2 separate regions of the Homo sapiens genome follow, and region 2 is linked to region 1. A link is an interaction called in ENCODE POLR2A ChIA-PET data of the cell type or tissue named here. Cell type or tissue: PC-3. All regions are shown on one strand. Each heading gives the region's core, and the rest is flanking DNA. Links, peaks and the distances in the headings are about the cores only. Region 1 has its middle 120 kb from the start of KYNU. Region 2 overlaps LINC01412 (long intergenic non-protein coding RNA 1412).

Region 1 (2,825 bases), core at 57-2,556:
AGGATTAGAGAACTACAGAATTGATGCATAGGGCAGGTCAAATAACTCTGGACTACAGAGATTATCTTGTCAACTCTGGTTATTTTGACTCTGCAGATGAAAATGTATTTTTGGTTCTAAAATTAAATGATTTAATATTTCAAATCACTCTTACAAAAATCAGTAATAGAATAAAATTAATAGAAAATTTAAGAGAAACAAATGCCAATTTATGCCTTTATTAGTAAAGATAAAACAATGATTGTGTAGGTAATGACTAGGAAGAAACAGTATGATAGTACCTTTGTACTATCATAGTAAAGTCTTGTGTTTTGTTGACCATGATAAGTTCAGCATGTGTCAACACCCTGATCATGCCGCTAAAAATATTATCATGACATGGTAGTAAGTTGTATCAATCCAATATCATGTCCATATAAAGAATGGACCCCCATCTACTAAGCATTCACACTTGAAATATTTTCTCTAACACTATACACCACAAGGTAACAGAGTCATTGGCAAATAAGTGTATGTTCAGAACAATGAAGTGTCTGAAAACTCTGACCCATGAGGAAAGATTAAAGGAACTTGGTGAATTTAGTCTGGAGATAAAAAGATTTAAGAGAGCTGAGTGCAGTGGCTCATGCCTCTAATTCCAATGCTTTGGGAGGCTGAGTTGGGGGGATTGCTTGATTTTGAGATTAGCCTGGACAACACAGTGAGACCCCCATATCTACACAAAAATTAGCTGGGTGTGATGAAGTGTTCCTGTAGTCCTGGCTAATTGGGAGGCTGAGGTGGGAGGATTGCTTGAGCCCAGAAGGTCGAGGCTGCAATGAGCCATGATCATGTCACTGCATTCCAGCCTGGGCGATGAAGCAAGACTCTGCCTCAAAAAAAAAAAAAAAAAAAAAAAAAGACTTCAGAGAGCCATAATAGATGCTTTTAAATATTTGTGTAGCTATTCTATTGGAGAAAGAATAGATGATTATATATATTCTACATATCTTTCAGACATCATTAGTATGTATTAATTAATGTTTTAGTGAAGCAGTTGCTAGCTTCTTAGAAAGATTCTTGGAATGATAAATGATCTGCAATGACAGATTAAGCAAACAGATAATATTATGAAAACATCTTTAGTAGAAATATTTGAGTAGCAGATAATTCATTTTCTGTATTGAATATTTGGTGAGCACATGTGTTTAACAGTCAAGTATTCATAATTTTGAGATGGACTTTAGAAAAAAATCAAAATGAAATTGGTAAAATTCATCATGTGCTGAAATTACTTGAGTGACTGTCCATTAATAACATGTGAAGAAATATTGAGGCATGCAGTCTTAAAGCAGGACTGGAATATGATTCTTGCTGAAGAACCTAAACAAATCTGAGACCTCTATTGAATATAGGCTCCATATAGGATACTATCTCATTATCTCATTTACTTGATTGCAACATTTTTGGGCATCTTTGAATGCAAAGAGATAAATAGCTTTAAGTTCAGAGTTAGCAATGAATGAATCATTTGAGGAGGATGTGGAGTTAGAGAAAAAGGCACACAAAAAGAAGGAGGTAATAAGAAAACTGAGTCATAAGAGTGACTAAGGAAGTAGAGGTGCAAACCTCATGTATCTGAGGGTATAAAAAAGACGAGGTCATGAGACCTTCTATTGGGTCACCAGAATTGACGTTAAATATAATGTCCTAAATAATGGTTTACAATCTCAGTTTTACAGAAGCAGCTGTGCTGTCATTTAAAATAGTTTTCTTTGCTCTTTTTACTCCTCAGTTACTTGGTACAAAATCCTGAGGCAACCTGAATCTGTCTCTATTACTTGCAATCTTAAAGAATCCTAATTAGTATATACCTTTAAGTTCAAATTTTTTTTTGAGAGGGGTAGAATGTGATCAGCATAGAGTCTAAGAAAAGCAATGGAAGAGAAAGGCATTAATGGAAACATAAAATTAATGCATTCAGAACATTTTCTGATTCCATCACTTCTCACCCAACATTGGGCTGATTTCTTTCCAAATAGCAGTTTTGCTATGATTTGTCCTTCCATGAAAATCTCTCCTGAACGATGCACTTACAAATGTGACCCCGGGACCACATATATTAAAATCACCAAGGGGCATTTGTTTTACATGTTCCTGGGATTAATACCACTAGATTCTACTGAAACAGAATCTCTGGTGGTGAGTTCTGGGAACCTGCATTTTAAGCAATTGCTCATGTAACATTTATGTACATAAAATTTGATAATCACTGTCCTATATAGAAAGGATGTGCTGACAAGTCAGTGTGAACACAGCCCTAGATTCCACTAGATAATCCTGGTTCTTGATCCCTGGTAAAAACCACCTTCTTAATTTGTCTCTTTAGTGTAGTAGTGGAGAATGTAGGGACTTCTATTGTTGTTAATCTCTGGGTTGCCTTATTGTCTCCTGTTCACTGATTATCAATTAACCAGTCATCTCTAGGCCTGCAAGTAGTACATGCAGGTGAGTGCAGCTGTAGTAGTAATAGCAGGGTGGGTGGGTCCAACCTATGGCCTCTGGGAGGAGTGCTCTAGTGCCAGTAGTAGTAGACTGGACTGGATGAACTTCAGGCTGCTGGACTGCATGATCTTCAGGCCTCTGGACTACATATTTTAGAACAGTGGAATTGCAAAGCCAGCCCAGGCATCTCATAGATTTTGTTCATAGTGGCATTTAAAGAACTTGTGTATTTCTGTGGTATCCCTTTAATACCACAGAATTAAATTCTGTGGTATTAATTTAATTCTGTGGTGAATGCTGCCTGACCTGGGACTCACCCTTTAGGGCAGTGAGCTTCCACT
Region 2 (2,825 bases), core at 252-2,751, 1.8 Mb before region 1:
CTCCTGAGTCCCTAGTTTTGAACTTCATTTCACCTCTAACAATATCTTTATCAATTCAAATCTAGCTCCTGGTCTCCCAGTTGTAACAAAACAGATATGGATCTCAGGTGGAGAGTAAGCATCAGAAACAGATGAACTCACAAGACAAAAATCTTATGTCCCTATTTTCCTGTTTTCATGCAAATGTCCCAGTAATTAAATCAGGAAAAAATGTAGCAAAAACATATCAGCCAAATGGTTTTAAAATTTCAAAAGAAGCTGTAAATATGGTCCTTTTTAGAAGATCAGGTTCTAACTAGAGTAGGAGAAAGGGTAGCATTTGTTCTGATGAAGCAGTTTTTAAATTATTGTCAGTGATTTGAAGAGAGATAACTGATGTATGTTGAAGAAGCCTGTGAGATTTTTAAATAGTTCGGACGCTACGGGGAGCATTTTTTTCTTAAACCAATGTACTCAGAAGTGTTGGCAAGATTTTATTTGAACGTAGCAGTGCTTATGTGAGGAAGTTATTTTGAATTACCCTAGTATAAATATGTATGACTTTATTTGTATTGAAAATTTCCTTTGCAAGTGAGCGAATGAGGAACTGTTATATATCTATATTGCTTTTTAAATGATTTAGGTATTTCATTTCGGAAATAAAATATCATACCCAGAATTCAAAAATAATATCAGAATTCCGTTTGTACCCACAGGTGATTCTTGCACCTGCATTCATACCTTTTAACTTTAATTTGCCATGTAGAACAAATGGTATCTGTTATCTTAAGTCTGGCTTTTTTTATAGCATTTATGCATACGTACATTCATTCACTCATTCATCAGACATTTACACAGCTCCTCTCATGAACCAAGCACTATGGTAGGTACTGGGCATGTAATAATAGTATTGAACTGTCCTTTGTCATAACATAGTTCAGGTAAACATTCCATTTCCTCTAGGCAATATTCTGTAGCACAATGAAATTTTCAAATCTTAGGGTCATATCTTATTATTTAAAGGCTAAGCATGTTGAAGGCTGTGAACAAGCCTAGCATTGAAAGCATATTCCCTCTAAATACAGAGTATCAAAAGAAAGGTAAGAAGAGGTGAGGGCCCCAAGAAATAAGGCCGAAAACAGGGGGGAGCAAAAAGAGGGCGGGAAGGGTATTGGAGAAAGCATTAAAATCAGGGCTCAAACTTTCCCCTTAATACCTTTGGGCAACCAGTTGTTCTACATGAAAATGAAGCTGCTAGCAAGAAAATCATCGAACCCATTATCTGTAGAGCCTGTCCATTTACTTATAGAAGGAAAAACAAAACAAAACTCATCTTCTCTGTTTTCCTTCTTTAGTTATTGTGTGGGATTGGAGGGGAAAGGGATCATTTATCCTAAATTACTACTTCACCTTGCCTTCCTAAGCAACACACCTCTTCTAGTTCATTCCATTCTCTCCTTATTATTTCTTTCCTTTATCAGAGAAAACCTATTATATTTTCATGTGTTTACTTAAAAACAAACTACAAGAAGGCTCATCTGAGTCATCTATTTAAAGAATGAGACAAACATACACATGCAGCTCTGTTTTTGCTCCTTCAATTCTTTTTTAGGCTGTGTATAAAAGTGACACAAAAAAAGAGGAATAAAACAGTTTGTGTTAAACAATGTAATCAAGTACATAAGTCTGTAAAAAGGAGCGTGTAGGGTCTTAAGTACCCATGGTCCCTGCCTGCTACCCTCATCTGTCCTCATTCTTATCTCAAGTTGTAAGTTTTCAGTAGGAGATCAGTTTGTATCTCCCTAAAGCTTCTAAATGAATGACGGATTCCACAAACAGCAACAAATATTACTATATAATAGGCACTGTTCCAGGGGGTTGCAAAAGAGACATCCGTGATAAATCACCTTCCTTTGTCAAATAAATTACTATTTGGAGATCATAAATGAAGCAATAGTTTAAAATTTTCCAAGTGACGGTGCTTTGCGTTAATATCATAAAAGCATTACTGTCCCTCAAATTCAAAGTCCAAGGTGATTTCAAATGTCATTCACAAGCATATTTCACCTAACCCTGAATGTTTTCTTCAACCATGCAAGAATCCTCCTTGGGAGAAGCAAAACTTGAATATAGATCATCTTTAGGCTGTAACAAATAATATTTCAATATCCCATAGAGCTATGTGACATTAGGTAATAATATAACTCAGGACTATACTGATTTCTCTAAACTGAAATTCCAAATTCTTAGAAGATAGATAAATTAAGCTTTAAAAGAATGGGGTTTTAATTTTTCCTTCTTGTTTTAAAACACCAAATATTTTCTGTGAACTTTCAGCTTTGTTCTTTCCCTCTTGTCTAGAAGGGTGCTAGCTGAGTGCCAAGAACAACAGGTAAGCCAGCTTCCCTCAACACAGAGAAATTATGCCTTTGCCACAGGAGCCATACTTATGCTTCCACAATGGCCAGGGAAAAACCTAATAGGAACAGATTTTTTTGCATGTGTAGCAAAGTTAGTTCCAGAGAGAGAGAAAGAAGCCTGGTTTGCACTGTAGCAGAACCATTGGAACAATATGCTCCCTGTGTCCACAGCCCAATCCTCCCCGGACACCCTCCTTTCTAGGGCATAGGGTAGCAGAGTCACATACACAGTAGATCATGCCAGGACCTGCTGACACAACCCTACTCCCAAATTTGCAGGCAGGAGAGTGAAGCAATGTCTGTACTCTATACATAGTCTTACTTTTTTCTTTTCTTTTTTAAAGTAGCTGTTTCAGCATTCAACTGGGGGCAAGAGGGGTTGGGGGGTGGAAAAAGATAGTGCAGGCAAACTTTCTCAGTGCTATT

The links. Peaks named below come from ENCODE experiments on the same cell type or tissue, not always from the same donor. Only the 100,000 strongest peaks of a DNase experiment are listed, where the experiment ranks them.
Region 2: POLR2A ChIA-PET joins it to region 1 with 5 read pairs; 1 of 35 experiments calls an interaction of 5 or more read pairs at or near these places.

Annotation. Positions count from the first base shown.
Region 1 is chr2:142,755,332-142,758,156 of GRCh38, reverse strand. No RefSeq gene overlaps it. Among named protein-coding and RNA genes, the nearest start is that of KYNU, 120 kb to the left of the region's middle. In PC-3, for the core only: no CTCF peak of the experiment used is centred there; a DNase peak (open chromatin) is centred at 1,556; H3K27ac peaks cover 880 bases.
Region 2 is chr2:144,529,828-144,532,652 of GRCh38, reverse strand. The region is part of intron 1 of LINC01412 (long intergenic non-protein coding RNA 1412); the gene reads right to left. Among named protein-coding and RNA genes, the nearest start is that of LINC02993, 6.8 kb to the right of the region's middle. In PC-3, for the core only: no CTCF peak of the experiment used is centred there; no DNase peak of the experiment used is centred there; H3K4me3 peaks cover 452 bases; H3K27ac peaks cover 1,395 bases.